Linked DNA regions of Homo sapiens: region 1 is linked to region 2. A link is a loop called in an ENCODE intact Hi-C map of the cell type or tissue named here. Cell type or tissue: prostate gland. All regions are shown on one strand. Each heading gives the region's core, and the rest is flanking DNA. Links, peaks and the distances in the headings are about the cores only. Region 1 overlaps PCDH18 (protocadherin 18). Region 2 has its middle 230 kb from the start of SLC7A11-AS1.

Region 1 (10,172 bases), core at 1,426-9,425, 340 kb before region 2:
TTCTCCCTGCTTTAATACTTAAGAACATTTAGGTAATAACTCAGTTTTTAATGGTAGTAATGCCGTCATATTTTTAGTCTTTCTCCCTAGGTAGCATATGGGTTCAAGATGAAGCACACAGTCATTCACATATTCAACAGAGTTGTTAAGCATCTGTAATGGTCAAGGGATGCACTGGTAAGCAAAGCAGGGCCTCGGGTCATGTCTCTGTCCTTCTACTGCTCATTACACCTAATGGGAAGTGTCCACCTGTACTGGTATGATGGTGTGGACCTGGCCTGTCATGACAGTCATGGACTGGTACTGCAGGCTTTGCTCTTCCTCTCTTTTTTGTCTGTTTTGTTCATCAATGTATCACAGCACACCTAGAACAGTGTCTCAGGCATAGTAAGTGCACAATAATTACTTATTGAACAAAGGAATGATTACATACTGCCCTTCTACTAAGATGCCACCCAAGGAGAAAACGAGGACAAAGGCATGGGAGAAAAAGCAGTGAGTGGACTGAGTCAGTGGGGCAGCTGGTCCTCAGTAGCTGTCTCCCATAGAGACACTTTGCTCATTACCATCTCATGTATTTGCCACCCAAAACTCTCAACAAATACCAAAAGTTTGTAGAGGAAGCTCACAAAATCCACAATGACAGCCTCCGGGCATGAGTTTGCAGAAGAAATACAAATCACAAAGCAGGGACTGGCAAAACATTTTTCTGGTTAGAATTCATAAAACATTATTAGTTGCATATTTGGGATTTATTACATTGTATGTAACAAGATTTACTGGCAGTTTTGTAGATAATTTCGAACCTAAAGCACTGTCTAAAACAAAGGCCTACTTCCAAAGGAAAGGTCTATGCTTCTTATGTCTAGAATATTCTGTGGTTAGCTATTCTAAGCTGTAGAATGTACCTTTTAATAAAACAGGAATGTACATGGGGTTTTAGAAAGCCTGACTTCATTTAGATAAAAGCATTTTGAAATATAACAGGGCTTATAGTATCAACCCCTCCCCCATTTCAGCAAGGAATAAAGTCTGAGTTTCTCATAGGCCACACATCCATCCAAAGGCACTGAGGAGCAAGATGTTTCCCAGAGGCAAACACCTTGGCACCACTTCCTTCCATGTCTGCTCTCCTGTGCCATGAGGGTCAGGGAAACAGAAATTATCATTTTCAAAGTCTTGTTCTGTAATTTATTCTAGAGATCATTGGCAGTGGGAATAAAAAATATACTAACATCTGATTTTACCCTTCTCAATTTACTCACCCCTAGGGCTTTATACTCCCAACAATTAGCTAAGTTATCATTCTATTCTGTGGCAAGGGGCCTTTCTTATTCACTATGCTGTTTTCTTCCTGCATTTCACTTTGATTTACAGTAAAATTCCATCCTCACCATTCCAACCCTTAATACATAAAGATAAGTGTTTTACATTAAAAAAATGATTTCCTCCCTCAATAAGCCACGTTTTCTACACTAGTTTCTTTCTAGGCACTTGAAAACATTTAATTTAAAACTTAGACAAAAAAGAAATGACCCTTTGTTCTTGATTGCATGAATTTACCTTCTCATTAAACCAATGAATCATGGGAGCAAGGTTTATTGAGAACAAAATGTATTAGCTTTATATATCAAAATTATGATCCCTATCATATCAATAACAAAGAAAAGACATAAGAAAAAAATATAAAATCTAGGTGGTTATATGACGAACTCTATACATGTGAAAATTTGGAGAGGAGTGCTATAAAATGTGGACAGTAGCATGAATTATCAAGGAAGAATACCATTAAATAAATAAATTGAAGAGATAAAATCAGAGAAAGCAAACAAGAATTAGGAGCATCTTGCAGAAGTCATAAAAGGAAATAGAAATCTATTATTTTAAAGTGCCAGAGTAGGATGTGTTATTGCAATTTTAAAAGTCAGAAAGTGTGTAAATTTTGGTAGCAATTTTTGTGATGCTAGCTCCTCATAAAATGTGTTTAACAGTGCTACAAGTTGTATATGCTAGCATATAATAAAAATATAATAAATTAATAAGGAATATACACTACCACTTCTACATCTATTATATAGTGTCTACCTATTTAATTATTTTTTGGGGTTAGATTATATTAAAGGTCCCCATTTTTTCTGGTAGTAAGAGTGTATATACTTGACTATGACCTCAATTACACAGATAAAGAATGAAACCACAATTTAGGCAATACAATATTTTCAATTTCCGTGTAAATATCATTTAATTATCTCAGAAACAGTGACTAGGTTTATTCTAGGAACTTAACTGAACCAGATGATACTTCAGTGGCCCAAATAGCCTAATTTATCAAATTAAAACTTCATTTTATGTAGCATACAGTATTATTGCTATCATTCACAGAGAAATCCTAATATTATAAATGATTACAATCAGTATGGCATCTTACACTTTCACAACCTAAAACAGCTTATAAATGTAAAGGTGGCTTTACTTTGGGCATTCAACCTGCAATTAAGGAATTTAAATGTGCTGTTCTTTTGAAATGCCTGCACTATTTTTATTCTTCTTTAAACTGACATAAATCTTTAAGACTTTCATATGGTTGGATTTCTTTTCTTTTTTTTTTTTCTGAGATGGAGTCTCACTGTGTTGCTCAGGCTGGCGTGCAGTGGATCGATCTCAGCTCACTGCAACCTCTTCCTCTCGGGTTCAAGCAATTATTTCTGCCTCAGCCTACCGGGTAGCTGGGATTACAGGCGTGCACCACCATGCCCGGCTAATTTTTGTATTTTTAGTAGAGACTTGATTTTGCCATGTTGGCCAGGCTGGTCTTGAACTCCTGACCTCAAATGATCTGCCTGGCTTGGCCTCCCAAAGTGCTGGGATTACAGGCGTGAGCCACCGTGCCCAGCATCATTTGGTTGGATTTTAATTTTTTTTGAGATGGAGTCTTACTCTGTAGCCCAGGTTGGAGTGAAGTGGTGCAATCTCAGCTCACTGCAACCTCCACCCCCCAGGTTCAAGTGACTCTCCTACCTCAGCCTCCCAAGAAGCTGAGATTACAGGTGGGTGCCACCACGCCCAGCTAATTTTTGTATTTTTAGTGGAGATGGGGTTTCACCATGTTGGCCAGGCTGGTCTCGAACTCCCGACCTCAGACCTCAGGTGATCTGCCTGTGTTTTTTTTGTTTTTTTTTGTTTTGTTTTGTTTTGTTTTTTGAGAAAGAATCTTGCTCTGTCGCACAGGCTGGAGTGCAGTGGCTCGATCTCGGCTCACTGCAACCTCCGCCTCCCGGATTCAAGTGATTCTCCTGCTTCAGCCTCCCAGGTAGCTGGGACTACAGGTGTGCACCATCTCACCCAGCTAATTTATTGTATTTTTTTTCATAGAGATGGGGTATTGCCATATTGGCCATGCTGGTCTCTAACTCCTGGCCTCAAGTGATCCACCCACCTAGGCCTCCCAAAGTGCTGGGATTACAGGCCTGAGCCACCACACTCTGCAGATTTATTTTATTTTATTTTATTTTATTTTATTTTATTTTATTTTATTTTATTTTATTTTATTTTATTTTATTTTATTCTTGAGACAGAGTCTTGCTCTGTCACCCAGGCTGAAGTGTAGTGGTGCAATCTCGGCTCCCTGCAACCTCTGCCTCCTGGGTTCAAGTGATTCTTCTGCCTCAGTCCCCCGAGTAGCTGGGACTACAGGCGTGCACCACCATGCATGGCTAATTTTTGTACTTTTAGTAGAGATGGGGTTTCACCATATTTGCCAGGCTGGTCTCAAACTCCTGACTACCCGCCTCAGCCTCCCAAAGTGCTGGGATTACAGGTGTGAGCCACCACAACCAGCCCAGATTTTAATTTTTAAACAGCAACATGTGTTGCTTATTCAGAGTTCAGTATATCCTTAATTTTTGAAGTCACTGAAGAAGTTACATTTATGAAAATCAGCTTAGTTTTTTTGTTTCGTTCTTGTGATGATACATTATCCAGATATACTGAAATGGAACAGAAATGTCAAAACATGTAAGACAGTCTTGGGACAGTTCTATTAGTTTCTGCCATGTTGAAAGCTGCCCTGTCAGACAATGCATTTTTCACCCATACAAGTAATCCAGTAAAATATTGCTTATTTTTAAAATAGATCTACAATCTTTAAATTTTAAAGTGTCAATGTTTCAAATTGATCTTTGAATATTTTCTGATCACCAGTATCAAAAGAATGAAACAAGAAAACTAAGCTGAATTTCATAAATGCGACTTCTTCAGTGACTTCAATAAGACAATAACTTAATAACTCACTCATCTTTACCTTAATAGTTATCTATTGGTAAGTGGCAAGTTTAAATATTTGTGACAGAAAGAACAATAATTTAAATGATTAACAATGTTATAAGCCCCATCTGCTAAGATCAATAAGTAAATCAATGAGCAATTAATAACAATGTTAATAACTTACAAGAATTTGAAGAAAGCTAATTCTCATCTTTCTATAAACAAGCATTTAAGGAGGATTTGTTAAGCAATAGATTCAGTTTTGAGTTACATTTTTTGAAGATAATTTCCTTAATATATGATTATCATTGAAGAACATTTCAAATAATCCAGTAGAACTAAAGGGATTAAAAATAATAAGTGGAGGAAAGAATGTTTAAGTGCTTTTTTGTTGTTTCAATCTGAGGAAGGGTAGGGTATCAAAAAAGAGGTGATACAAACTTGATGAGAGATTAGGTTGCTATGATAGCATCAGACATCCCAGCTTTCACTAAAAGGATGTTACTTGGTGAAAGGAACAGAAGCAAAAAGCTGAAATCTTGCACTTATATTCTCTTAATCTGTGGACATGGGAAGCAATAATAAATGGAGAAGGCTGGAGAAACAAGGGAATTTGAGACATGAAATTCTTGGAATATGGACAATATACAAAAGTTTTGTGTTGAATGAAATATTGCATTTTATTTATTTCACATTATTCAAAATAGCGGTTTTCAGCATAGCTTCCCATATTACTGCTGGTGCTTTAAATTAAGAACAGTGAGGATATAAAAGTCTTTTTCTTAATGGTAATATATACTGAAAGGAAGTGAAGTTGAAAGGCAGAATGCATTTAAATATGGTTAGCGTTTGTGTGTGTAATCTACTGAAAAATATACTGAAATTTCACTTGTAATTGCAATCTCTCCTATAAAGGAAAATGTGCCTGTTGAAAGAGGTAATATATTCTATTTAATGTGGTACTCATTTGAGAATTCAAATATCTGAATTTTAGTCACTTTTCAGTTACTTAACTTTCCCAGTGTTTCAATTCCTGACTAGCAAGCCAGGGACGATAATATTCTTGCCTCCTGGAAACATTGTAAGGATACCTTTTTATCCTGCACAATTTAATACAAAATGTCCTAAGAAAGTATTTTTTTTTGTTGTAATTTGAAAAATATTCAAGCAATTATTGCTTGCTTACTCTTTTTTCTTTATTCCCCAAATGCATTTAACTTATTTAGCTGGAATATGGCTTACTACTTTCATTCCCATTACAAGTCTCAAACTCATTCCTTTTCCATTGTGTTTTTCTTGTTCGCCCAGCCAACTGAATGCTGCCTGTTTATTATTTGAAACTCAACACTGAATCACCCGCTCAGGAAGGGCCTGCTGCATGCCAAGCTTTTGAACAAATATGTAGGAACAGGACTCTGACTTATAGACAGTTCCTTAGCTTTACTTTAATTTTTCTTTTATTTTCACTGACAGAAAAATTTTCTGGAGAGTACAATCAAGATAGTGTATTATTAGAAATAACATTAATAGAAGCTTGGTCAGAAATGATAATAGTCATAATAAGCATCTCTCTCACCAAGGCATTCCACACAGAGAGATCACAGCACAATAAATAAAGGATTTCTCATTTGCCACACAACAAATAAAACAATTGCAGTAACAAAAATATGATTTTATAAATGTTCTTATACTAAAAATAAAAGCAAAAATATGAGATCATGCACTGGAGACAAAAGCTAAAAATGAATAGTTATAACAAAGAAAGACAATATTCCAAAAGATTAAAATGTTCAAGTATTGTGAGAGGAAAGGGGAGATTCAAAATAGAATGGGTTCAGAATAAGTCAATTATATTTACTACCTTAGGAGAGACACTGACACAACTGTTTTTATCCAGTAATATTTTATGCCATTAGAACACATACTGTTATCCATTTAAAGGACAGATTCCATTTCCTTGGAGCATGTTTCATACTACAAGGATGGAATAAAATTTATTGTTTACCATAATTATAAGTAGATAATAATATTGTGAGAGAAATATTCTCCGGAACAGGCCAGTGTGATGGCCTGGAATAGTAGGGGCCTGGGAGTCAGGAAACATTGACTTTAATTCTGTTTTCATCATTGTCTATAAAAAGTTCATTTGAGATAGTCATCTAATAAATAACCTTCAAGATATTTCTCAGTCCTGAAATAAACTTTCACTTTATCTTTCGATTTTCCTATAAGAGTTCAACTATTGGGGCTAGTAGAAAGTAGAGAAAATAACAATAAAATAGCTTAACAATTTTAATGATTCTTAATTTCTAAAAAGTTATTGAAAAAAAGTGGGATCACTTAATGGAATTAAGAATTGTATAATGCTTCAGTGGGGTTGTTCATACAACATAATAATTCTTCCCCAACAAAACTAATCTAAGCAGTGCCTTTACACTTTGTGGTTGAATAGTGTATCAGATTTGAACAGTGGCTAGTTTCTACACGACTAGGAAAAACATGTCTGTCATGGGAGTAAAAAAATAAAATTTGTTTGTTAAATTACACATAAATATAAGGTACAAATGTATTTTTAAAATACAGATTAAAATAATCACACTTGCATTGTGTACATACGAAAATACAGTATTTAATATTCAATATACACAGACACATTTATGATAAATGCAACTATTTGGCAATGCCAGTTCTTTCAGGGTTTTTTGTTGTTGTTGTTGTTCCCTATTTCCATATACATGGAAACAAAAATGCTTCGCTAAAATCTCCTAGCTCTGGCGGACATCTTGAAGCAGTTTGTTAATCTCTGCCACCAGTTCACTGGCATCCATGAGTTCGTGTTTCCCATCATTGAGGTGGTTGAGCACATTGTCAAAATCATCTTCCTCATAATTTTCAGGGATCTCCTCCATGGCTGGCAGCCATTTTGAAGAAGGCTGCACACTGGAGTGAGTTCCAAGTGGCGGCCCACAGTTGGTGGTGGGATTTTGAAAATGCGTACTGGCTGCCCATGCCGCTACCCCCTGTGGGTAACCCACAGTTTTGGCTGGCAAGGGTCCCTTCCTGCGCTCCAGGGAGTTGGACCGATCCACCTCACTGCATTCAGAATAGGTGTCCAGGGAAGGCGGTAAGAGACGCTGGAACACACTGCTCATTTCCGAGAGCAGAGATGATGTGCTGGTATCCCCAGTGTCCTCATCGTTTGGGGAGTCCTTTCCAAAGGTGGAAAAACTCTTCTTCTTTTCACCGGAATCTGCAGGCTGAGCGTCATCCTCAAGACTCTGATGTGGATGCTGCTGCTGGGGTTGCGTTGGGAATTCTTCCCCTGGAATGAACATGTTACTCCTATAATCAGAAGACGGTGAGGGCAGTGGTGGCATCCAGCACTGGTCAGAGTGTCCCAGGACCCTGCACTCCTCCGTGCAGAGTCTCATAGCTGCACTCAAGAAAAACAGTGGGGATTCATTATTATACTTAGCACGATTCAAAATGATGCAAAAATGCAATTTTATAATAAAAATAGAATGAGACAATTTTAAACTATTTCCATGATGCCAACCTATTATTATACACAAAAGCTGGACTACAATTATGGCTTTAATTTGAACACTGGTTTTATAGACCTCCATAAGTGTTATCTTCTGGTGTGCTTTTTTTTCCTTATTGATCAGGTAAGAATATTCTGCTACTTGAATAATGATAAGATGGGTTGATAAAGTATACGTGGGAAGAACTAGGTGTGAGTGATGAAATAAGTGCTGAACATAAATTCTAAAGAACAGACTTGTAAGGTGAAACCTATAACTTTAGAATGCCACCCATTAATTCTTGTGTAATACATACCTTTGTGTAACTTTCTCAATATTACTTTAGTTTTAATGGAAGCAATGAGAATATAATAAGCTATAAGGTAATTATACTTATTAATCTCTCTTAAAGATATTACAAATTATTTATTGACTTGTTACTTAACACAGCAGTGAAAAGTATCCTCAGCTACTGGATGGCCATCTGCAATTACCCTGTTAAGAAGTTTTCTTTTAAAGATTCAAAATATATTTATATTCAAATATGTGAAAAATGTCATCAAAAGATGAAGAATATGAAAAATCCATTCCTTAGGTCTTACAGATGTTCTAATGCTCTTATGGGAATATGAGTGGCCACAGTCATAGGAAAAAAAATAGATGATATGAGAAAAGCAGGAAAATAAAGAGGAAAAAACCCCTCTACATTTGGCAAATACAATAACTAAGCTGCATGACAAGGAAATGAAAAGATGTAAAATACACTCTACAAACCATTGACTTATTTCAGTGAGAAATAAGGCTGTTCAGTATTATGATTTCATTTTAGAGCAAAGAGCAGAATGCAGAAAATGCAAAATAATTCTCTTAGATTTAAAAGAACATTAGGTTGTTACTAGCTATACTTATATATTAAGAGCTAATTTTGTAGATCCATCTACTTTAGGAAGATTCCTCTTCCTCCCAAATTATTGCTAAAAAGGTGACTCTTGAAGGATGCCCATTCCCTTATTAGAGGAAACAAGTTGTCTATTGCAGTTACTGCGGTGTCACTAGCAACTGGTAAAGTGCCTGCATACAGTAGGTATTCACTACATGTTTTCTAAATAAAACATGGAGAAAATAATGTTGACTTTCTGAAAAAAAAGAAGTAATGGTCTTTGATTGAAGGCGTAGAAATTGCTGCTTTTCTCTGCTTGAATCTTTGAGATAATTCTGTTCTTAAACTGCAAGAGTCCCAAATATGGACCTCAAGTTTTAATGAAAAGGAGGATAATTTGAGGAATAAAATGAGATCAAGTATTATGAGTGAGAAAAAAGCTGAATCACTAGAAAACTAGAAATACAATGAAGCAGAAAAAAAGTGGAGAAAGTGTCAACACCAATTCCATGTGAATCAAGGTGGGGAAAGAGAAAGAGCGTAAGCATGAAGAAAAATTGTGCAATTTGTTATGAAAGGTTACATTTAAATAAGCAAGAATGATTTAAGAATAAAAGCTTTTTTAGATTTCCTGACTTCATGCAGTATTACTACTTGGAAATGTTTACCAACTTTTTTTTTTTTAATTTGATGTGGATGAAACAAAAGGGGTTGAAAGTAATTGGAATAACTTAATAGCAATGAGGTTTTCTCAGCAGCAAAATAACAATCATAGTGGTAATGATTTTTTTTTTCCTTCTTAATTCCGCAGGTCTCTGAAAATGGAACTTAGACCTGTCTCTATTGTCTTACTCATATCCTGTCAGAAGGAAGAAGAACAGACCTGCTGACACCTCTTCATTTATTTCATTTAACTCTGTAGTTTTAGGCTTGGGAAGGACTTAGTTGTTTGATTCACTTTAGTTTAATGCTTAATGATTGGAGGGAAAGGAAAGGCTTGTAAGAATACTGAAAATGACCTAGTTTTCTAAAGACCTAAATATAATAAACATATAACCAACAATACAATGCAAAAATACAATCTAGGTAACTAATGCAATCTGAAAGTTCATGCTCAAAAATAAGTTTGGTCATAGAAATTTTTTAAACAGTGAATGTTATTTGCAACTTCATCCCAATAAATAAGTGAAGCTTTAATTATAAAATAATAAATTAACTTAAAAATGAAAAGTAATAAGAAAAATTGATGAGAAAAGACTAATGGAGGGAAGGATGGCAAAAATAAGAGAAATGGAAGAGTAACGGTGCAGAAGAGGGCATTTCTTGCAACCTCATTGATATTGTCAACCTTGTCCCCAGGGACTTGACTGAAAACATTCTCAATCTGTAAGTAATTCAGTGCCACAAATGTTCCATACTATATCCCAGTTAGCAGGGCTTGTTGACAAGTGGTGCAAGTGGCTAATCTTTCTGTTGCTCCTTGAAAGCTCTTATAGGTAGTTAAG
Region 2 (10,172 bases), core at 1,002-9,001:
AGAGTGGAAGGAATAAGTTTATGTTTTACCCTCTCCCCCTTTAATTTCCCCCCTTTATAAGCCTATGTGCAGTTTCCAAACTCCTGATAGAGTTCATCTTAGAACGATGAGATGATTTCATTAACACGGTGCTTTGATGAACTAAGCTCATCAACTATAAACATATAAAATGTGGTGATAGGCTCATACTAAAAGGCCTTTGGTTCTAAGGAAATATAATCTACATTATATTATACTGGAGAAATATAATCTACATTATTTGCAAAACCTTCCTACAAGCCCTGAGTGAGCATCTGGTTTTAACTGAAATAGAAACAATTTCCCTCAGAATTGCTAGTGTTCCCTCCTGTAGACAGGTTCTCAGCGAGAGAATCTCAAAGCACCTTTTTGTAGTTACTTACCTGTAACAGCGACTCTGACTCATTCCTCATTTTAAACTGTTTCCATCTACTTCTTTTTGTCTCTCTAAGCTTCTGTTGGGTGTTTTGTCCATTTTTCTAACATATACTCTTACCACTACTATTGCTTTGCCTTTAATCACTCCTATTCCCTAAACTTCCCTTAGTCCCTATGAACAAAGAACACCCATCACTTTTTTCCTCCTTTTGTTTTCCCTTTCCTTTTTTTTCTTTTTCTTTTCTTTTTTTTTTTTTTCCTTTGGTTTAGAAATAAAGTTTAAGAGCTAATGAAACTATTCAACTGAATGGATCTGAGTTTCAGCAATTATAAGCTCTTTAAAAAGAAATAAATATTTATTTGGGGTTAACCTTGTTAATGAATGGATTCTCCCTTTACCGAGGGCACATCAAGACAAGCTTAACATTTCCAGGGCTTAGTCACTTAAAAAAATTGAAACGATGAAGACATTCTAAGGAAATGCTGGACCTTCAAATGTATCTTACACTGAAGCAAGCTTTTATGGCCTATTTTAAGAACTTAGTACTAGCTCTCTTGTTTAACGAGCAGTTTAATTTAAAGCTTAAAATTAAGTATTCCAATGGAGTCGTAAATAATGCAGTTTATAATATTCTTATCAAGCACATAAAGATACATTTGTCTTCCATTAACAACATACTTTTAAAGTAGCTTGACCTCTTCAGATGTATAAGAGCACTCAATTAGTGCAATTTGTCACAGATCTTTTACATGTTAATAAGATGTAACTAATTGTTTTGTCTAATTAACTTTTCAGACACTGGCAGCTCTTGTTCTTTTAATACAAAGCAAGAGTGCCTTATTTGCAATTCTAATATTTGATGCAGAATTCTGACCATAAACTCAAGTCTACCATCCTAAAAAAAAGTTATATGGCAATTAAGAATTCAGGAAAGAAATATTATATATTTTTAGGATATTAATGTTTTTATGTAAAGTGCTACTCCAAACCACAAGAGTGAAATAAATTCAGATTGGAAAATAAATGAGAAAACATACATAATCCTCCCAAAGATATATTAATATATAAGATTTTCTGTAAATGATTTTATATTTGCTCATTAATTCATTTAGTTGTTCTCTCATCTTCTATTCATTCATTCATTCTTGTAGTGTCAAGTCTCTTCAAGATAGTCTGTTAGTATCTAAAGATTTGAGGATAACCAAGTAAAAACACTGTCCTTAACCAAATGTATGTTTCTTGGTCATGAAATTAACAGTGAAATTAACTAAATCTTAGAATAGATGCATAGGATCTATGTATACTTTTTCTCCTAGTGAAGTGTAGACCAGAGTGACATATTTGTGGCACATTTGTTCAACATGTAACAATATATTAACTCTATTCTTTATCTTATTACACTGTAAAAGTAACATATTTTAATTACATGTATTTGAAAAATATAAATATTTTATTGTATGGTATTATTAAATAATTTTTAAATGTGATTTAAATAAAATATTTCTGGCCGGGCACAGTGGCTCATGTCTGTAATCCCACCACTTTGGGAGGCCGAGGTTGGTGGATCACTTGAGGTCAGCAGTTCATGACCAGCCTGGCCAAATGGTGAAACCCCGTCTATACTAAAAATACAAAAATGAGCCAGGTGTGGTGCTGCATGATTGTAATCCCAGCTACTTGGGAGGCTGAGGTGGGAGGATTGCTTGAACCCAGGAAGCGGAGGTTGCAGTGAGCTGAGATTGTGCCATTGCACTCCCACCTGGGTGACAGAACAAGACTATGTCTCAAAAAAAATGAAAATAAAAATAATAAAATTATATATTTTGTTATATTTTAATTTTTAAATATAAAATTATATAAATGTACATATATATTACTAATAGGCACCATAATTTATTTAGCATTAACTCAAACTAATTACCTGTGGGTCTTTTTACAAATTCTGAGTTTATAATTTTGGTAGAATCTCTGCAGAAAATTGTGATGAACAGTCAAGGCTGATAAATGTTTTCCCATTATAATACATTTAGTTATTCCCAAATTCCAAGTTGTGTAACAAATAATGCAATATTTTGGATTCTTCATTGCTATGTATTTTCTTAGGGAACCCATTAGATTCAAAATCCCTGGACCAAAGGCCAAATCTAAAAGTTTTGTAAAGTTTCTGATGCATATAGTCAAATTGCTTTCTAGAAAATTCTCAGAAATCTGATATTTTATATGAAAACAACTGTCTTCCCTAGGATGAATTAATTATTTTTTAGATTTATGTTTGATTTAAAAAATGGAATCTCTATATTTTGAGGTTTTTGTTGTTGCTGTTGTTTTCTTTTTTGAGACAGAATCTTGCTCTGTTGCCCAGGCTGGAGTGCAGTTGCACAATCTCGGCTCACTGCAACTTCCGCCTCCAGGGTTCAAGAAATTGTCCTCCCTCAGCCTCCCTAGTAGCTGGGATTACAGGCGTCCACTACCACACCCAGCTAATTTTTGTATTTTTAGTAGAAACAGCATTTCTCCATGTTGACCAGGCTGGTCTTGAACTCCTGGCCTCAAGTGATCCACCTGGCTCGGACTCCCAAAGTGCTGAAGTTTAGGTGTAAGCCACTGCACTGGCCTTATATTTTGTATTTTTAATGATGTTTCTCCTATATGTATTTAAGAATTGTGTACATAATAATATAAAACGTTTATCACATTAGTAGCAAAGTTTTTTCTTCCTTTTTCATTTTTATTATAATATAATGAAATACTAGGTAAAAGAACATGCTCTGGAGTCAGACCAGCTGGGTTTTAATCCTGACTCTCCCCTTATTGTCTATGTTACCCTCTGTAAATATCTTAAACACTGTTTCTTAGTTTCTTTATCCATAACAGGGGGACAATAATAGCACCTATTTCACCAAGTAATTATAAAAATTAAATATGTTAATAAATGCAAAAGTTTTAGAAAATCTCCCATTTCTTGTTGGTTGCCTTTCTGCAGGAACTGTAATGTTAGATTAGATTACCATTCTCTGTTCTTCAATATCCAAACCAACTGTTTCATTGAAATCAATTTCAATCTTCTCCCACTGCATTATTGGTAAGTCTTTTATGTTTAAGTTTATGAATCAAATCATTGATTAAATTTTCCATAAATTTCAGATATGGCCTTCCCCACTAGGATAGTTTGTATTTTTAAGCTTTTTTATTTTTTAACATCAGTTTATTTTCTTTGCATTTTTGTCTTCATCCCAATTTTTCTTTTCTATTATGGGTTCAAGCTCTTGTTTCTTAGAGGTCATTTCTTCTTTGATATATTTGATAACACCAAGCATATAATATGATACTTTCATATTTTAATTTTAGAAATTATTTGTACGGATATGCTTTGTGTCTGCTTTTCTCCTAATTGTTTTTCTTGAAGGAGGTTATGCTTTAAAAAATGTTTTTATCTTACTCATATTTGAATAGAAAAGTATTTATCTAGGCCTGCTGTTTTGCCAGTGAGCATGGTAGATAATGTACTTTTGGTCTCTCTAATTGCTCATATGGACTCTAGCAAAGTGTTGCTCCCACCCCAAAATTGACCTATGCCAATTTGAAATGCCCTGCATCTTCTCATTTAATGTTGGTACAATTCACTGTGATTGAAATTTATTTCAATATATTTACAGACCATGAGGGCTAAGAAACATTGCCTAATGAAATACATAAAGAATTACATTGTTAAAAATCATGCCAGACATATTGATTGTAATGATTATCATAAAACATGTATTATTATCAAAGTAAATTAACCACATCTAATTCATCAGTGTTATAGCCAGTGACAACTAGAATTAGAGAATATTAAAAGTAGAATGAAACATTACTATCCAGTTCAAGTTCAGAATTTTGTACGTATATGTACATATATAGCCCAGAAACCCAAAGATGTGAAGAAATGGCTAGAATGTGGCAGAAACTGGAGTTTGACTCAGATTCCTATATTGTAGTGATTTTTCCATGATGCTCCATTAGCCCTTAAGTTTCAAGAATCAGGATAATTGGCCAGGAAAACACAAAATTTTCACTAATTTAAAAGGTAGATATCATTGGAAAAGAACAGGCAAGTGACAACCAACAGAGAGTAAAGACAAACACAGTATGAGAAATTCTTCCAACAACCTCTGAGTGGATGTCATTACTTTAGGAAGTGATAATGTGCCCAAACAGCCATGGGAAGATGATTATTTAAGAGGCTGACATCTGAAAATGGAGATGCATAATTTAACTCTCACCTGGGATTCAGTATTAGTGGATAAGGTAAAATGGACAAAGCATGAAGAAATTGCACTGTTTTTTTGTGGGAAAGATTCGTATATCAAATCCATCACTTTAGGAGTTACCAAAGCCCAATGTCTCAATGGTAGAATAATAAAAGTGGAGCACTTTCTTGGTCATTCAGTTATTTTAATTAAAAATGAAAAAATCTACATAATGAAAATCTGAAATTCCATTTGCAAGTTCATCTGGACAAAAGATCATTTCTTTTTCTTCTTTACCTTTAAAAACATATGACTAAAAGCATCAAGTTTCAAGAGAATATATATTCATTGCTACTGTATTGGTCATCTAATAGTTATATTTTTATAAATAAATGCAAAATGTAGTGTTTTGTCAACTGCTAGAAAAAAATGGCTGTTTCAATTTGGTTATGGACACACTCCTGCCACCTGGTGTCATATTATCTAAATTACAGAATCACATCTGGAAATGCAAAAACATTTTAAAAATTCAATTATTTAAAGAAAAATATTTCTATGTATCCTGTGTATATTAAAATTAATTTTGAAGCAAAATGTAGACATTATTACAAAACCAAGCTGTGATGAATAAAATTATTTAGAAATGCAGAAAACTATTCAATATTATAATCATTAAAAATAAAATTTGAATGCACTTTTTGGTTTGTATCTTTATAATGAAAGACTAAATCAAACGTAAAAAAAAACCTTCATCTTATGCTATGAGTGAAGGTAACCTCTGTATTGCTATTATTTAACGCAAAAAAACCTGATGTTGTCATCCATTTAAATAAGTATGATAACTAGAATCTTTAGTAAAAGAAACTTTTGGAAATACTATAAACTACTTTGGTTTTGTCTGTTCATCTAATTTCACATGCAAAACAAACAGTGAAATACAACAATTATAAAACATCTTTATAAATTGATAATGCATTAATGTATTTTTGCAAATCCTAGTCAGCTCAATTATATCCTTGGCATTCAGAAATAATCACTTATACTCTCTAGCAATTCTTCATGACAGCTAGTCACTTTATCTGATTTTATGTCTATGACTGCTTTTAGAAGATCTAATATCTCCTAGTCAGAACATTCAAACCAAACTTCTCACATTGTATCATAGAAATTAGATTTTTCACTTTCTCTTCAGTGACATTTTCCAAATTATGTACTTACTCACTGATTATTTTAAATAAATTTGAAAACACTAAAATAAATAAAAGTAAGCTGACTTCAGCATTCTATTATTAACATGATAAGGTATATTGAGAAGGTAAGAGCATGTATCACTTCTCAAGCTCCACGGATCATTCTGGTCTCCATCTTAGAACACAAAACTAGTCCTCTCAGGTGCACCAACTGGAAATATACTAAAAGGTGTATTTTCTTATGGTGTGTATTGATTACTTTTATAACTCTGTTTTGGAGTTTATTTTTATGTCAAAACAGATTATTGATTGGAATAATGAAATATATCATCTATACTATCCTTTTGGCCCTGTTATGAAGTCAAGGCTAGGAAAATTATAAATTTGATTAAAACATATTGGAATATTTTCAGCGCGGTGTTCTTTGGTTTCTGTGCAATGAAGTTACTTCTTTATGTGATGTAATATTGCTGAGTGATTGAGACAGAGAGTTGAAGTTTGACTGCTGAAGTTCAAATGGCAGCTGTACTATTCCAAGCCTTATGGACTTGGAAAAATTGGATAACATCTCTAAGCCTCAATCTCCTCAATATTAAGTAAGAATATCAGCCATACCCAGCTTTATTTGGGGATCCACTGAGTTAATGCATTTACATGGTGTTTGGCACATGGTAAGTACGCCATAAAATATGTTTATTGTTCATAATAAAACTATTAAAAAAACATAATTGTATTTATAAAGATTATATAACATTTTAGATATTCAGGTAATTATTAATTACCTGAATTAATTTCAGGTATTACCGCTTGCTTTTACAACTAATCATTTCAAAGTCTTATGCCCTGAAGTTAAAAATGTTAGTATTAGATGTATATTTTTAATGAAACCACTTTGGGAAAAAGTTGTTTGAAAATAAGGATTCATTTTAGTGCTTAGTTTGCATTCTCAGAATTCAGCTGAAACTTGGATGTTTGGTAAAATCATATTTTACAAATATCTTGATAGCTAGTTGAAAGCTATTATGAGATAACACTAAGCAACATAAATGTAATTTCCTTATATGTTCATTAAATTGCTCAAAATAGTAACATTCTTAAAGAAATGAAGTCTTTTTATCCTTGTGGTTGTGGATTTTTATATATAAACTGTATGTGTATATATGTATATGTATGTGCATATGTGTACATACATATACAGTACATATATAGATACACAGGTTTATATATGTAAACTTCTATTTAATGGAGAAAAATTATTCATGGCAAAAAAGTAAAGTTTCATGACGAGGGTATTATTTTAAGTATAGATGTTATACTTTTATATAAAATTCTGTGGGAAAAAAACCAGCTAAGGTTAGGATTCTTTGTCTGATTCTAGAACACCCAAAAGGATGTTATATAACTCTTCTCTTGCTATACTGTATATAGACTGACAGGGACAGAATGAAAACCAAAGCAAATATGAGGTAAGAATGATTTTTTATTACTTTAGGTATTTCTAGATGTCAGATAAAAATGAGAACTTCGCTAAAAATTTTACAGAAAGACAGCTCTGCCTTATGGAGAAAATTCTATAGTTTGATATATGAGGCAGAAAATGTGAAAAATATTATGAAGTACTACCCTGACATAATGATGGAAAGCTGCTGAAAGTGTGCTAACACCAAGAAATATAATAGACTAAAGTTAAACAAGGAAGAATGCCATTTTTAAAAATCTTTCCTACCTCAGAAATATGAAGTTTAGCCTTCAAAAATGCAAACCACTACCTTTTATTACTGACTTCTAAATGTACCACTTTACTTCCTTACTTGGAAGCTAAGTTCCCAATACCTTTGAATATTTTGCAAATACAAAATAAATATGGAAAGGTATTTAATAATGGTAATATTCTCCTCTACTATAAATTAGTAGACTATAACCTGCTAAATTACTCATTTAATATTTCTCCACTCGTATGCTACTTCTGCATATACTCTTCTTCTAAGTGATATCAGACATTTGACGCCTTAAGCCACATGTACCGACAACCCCTTTGTTCTGTTCACAGTAGTAAAATTTGCCTTTGATAAATTCTGTAATTCAAGGTGCTCTGCCCTCTACCCTCCAAGAAGTTGACACTTAACCCAGATTAAGCCAAGTGGACTCTCTCGCCCTGAGATTTTCCTCTTAGGCCACATTATATCAGTGGAGGTGCTTGAAGAAATTAGCTCCTACTATCTGGAAATCTTGATATTCCCTGATTCCTGAAACTTTCTGAGTTTGATTAATGAATACCCCTTTGACTCTACAAAACACTTTATCCTTCAAGTGAATTCTGGTTTTTGGTAAATTTCAATTTGTTAAATTAGCTAAAGTGGTTTCTGAGGCTTACAACCAAAATATATATATATATATATATATATATATAATTTTATATATTTTTATATGTGGATATATATTTTTATATATGGCACATTTAATGATTAAGTTATGCAATATAGTATAAAACCTCATGACAGAAGCATATAGTTGAAAGTGGCAGGATATTCTTAATTCATTTATTTTTATAAGGAATACTGACATGAAATTTTATTTTTACATAAGCTCTCTGTTTCACTAATTTTCCCCCATATTTCTCATGTCAAGAAGACACTCCATGGGTTAGTACAAAAGAAAATTAAATATCATGTTATGTATTATTGTGTGTATGCCGATACAATCACTTCTACATCGATTCTATTAATACATTAAAGAAGGAATCCTTCTCTGAAAATGCCACTCACATAATTATTTATATTTATATAAGACACAATTTTTTTCAATGGAATGCAGACTAGAAGGTGGGTTGCAGAAAAACTCACATTTATATTTGCCAAGTTTTATGCATTATTTAAATTTAATATATTACAATCACCAGTTGAGAATCACAGCTAAAAATATATCAATGTGCTCGAGTTTATTTCCCATTGGATATCTCTGTATAAATATTGAGAAATGTTGAATTAAAAATTAAAGATTCATTGCAATTTTTTACTCTTTCATTTAAGTTGCTTTTTATAATAGTAATTTTCCTATAACATTTTTATGAATATTAAATGAGACAGCTCATAAAAATCTCAACATAAAGATGGGTTCATAACAAACTCAATAAACGCCAGTTGTGATGTTGAAGATAATAATAAAATGATAATGATAGTGCATATCAACGTGAAAATGAGTCTTGTCTAAACCACTATTTTCTTTCAGGTTTCCTTGATTAAGTTTTGTTAGTTTTCTATACAGTCAAGTCTATGTGTGGAATTTTACTCATTGACTATTCTAAGAAAATCTCTAAAAATATCCTGAGTCGTTGTCAGTATTTCAACTTTAAACACATAACAACTCTTCCCACTATTTGGGTGGTATAAGAATCATTTTTTATTTTTTCAAACTTTTTAAAGAACAATTCTATGTATTGGGAACATAAAGATAAATAAGACACTGTTCCCATTCTTTAGGAGTAAAATGAATCTCAATTCTAAGCTGATTTTTTTTTGGCATACAGGGAGTGAAGAACTTTCATTTGGAGTTAGGAGATAGGAAGGCAGAAAAAGACCTTTCTCTTGTGGTGAAAACAAGTTAAATCTGGGAAAATACAAATAATACTTCTTTTATTTTTTATTTTTTTATTTTTATGTTTTGAGACGGAGTCTTGCTCTGTCTCCCAAGCTGGATAGAGTGCAGTGGCGCGACCTTGGCTTACTGCAACCTCCGCCTCCCGGGTTCAAGTGATTCTGCTGCCTCAGCCTCCCAAGTAGTTGGGATTACAGGCATGAGCCACCACATCCGGCTAATTTTTGCATTTTTTTTTATTAGAGACGGGGTTTCACAGTGTTGGCCAGGCTGGTCTCGAACTCCTGACTTCAATCGATCCACCCAACTTGGCCTCCCAAAATGCTGGGATTACAGGCCTAAGCTACCGCACCCGGCCAATCATACTTTTTTAAAAAAACGCGGCCAGTGAAAAGTGGTGAGTAAGAGATTTCTTGTGAACTGAAGTCTAGAGAGAGAAGCTCAGAGAGCAACTATAACCTTCCAGACCTGGAGATGGGCCTCTAGCGTGGGAATGTTAGGGGCTTGTCATAGAAATATTTTATGGGAATGAGGGAAAATCAACCAGAGTCCTTGGAATACAGTGTGGGTAGGCAGAACAAATAAGAATTTCAAACAGTTATAAACACAAGGATGGATCATTAGGGAAAGCAGTTCCTTTCCCTCAGTTTTTGCCAAGAAAGCATCAGCAAACATCAACAGAGAAAAATCACGTACCACCATAGTGCTATTCATGTGTTTTCAGTCCCTAACGGAAGTGAAAGTATATTAAACTGCAACCAT

The links. A loop is a pair of places that touch in the nucleus more often than their neighbours do. Peaks named below come from ENCODE experiments on the same cell type or tissue, not always from the same donor. Only the 100,000 strongest peaks of a DNase experiment are listed, where the experiment ranks them.
Region 1: it touches region 2 in a loop (3-fold over the local background); 11 of 110 quality-filtered maps call a loop at or near these places.

What each region holds. Positions count from the first base shown.
Region 1 is chr4:137,514,001-137,524,172 of GRCh38, forward strand. PCDH18 (protocadherin 18) reads right to left here. Exons shown (of 4, transcript NM_019035.5): 4 at 4,918-7,696. The coding sequence ends at 7,029. Among named protein-coding and RNA genes, the nearest start is that of PCDH18, 13 kb to the right of the region's middle. In prostate gland, for the core only: no CTCF peak of the experiment used is centred there; a DNase peak (open chromatin) is centred at 5,620.
Region 2 is chr4:137,856,784-137,866,955 of GRCh38, forward strand. No RefSeq gene overlaps it. Among named protein-coding and RNA genes, the nearest start is that of SLC7A11-AS1, 230 kb to the right of the region's middle. In prostate gland, for the core only: a CTCF peak has its summit at 5,066 (motif pointing left); no DNase peak of the experiment used is centred there.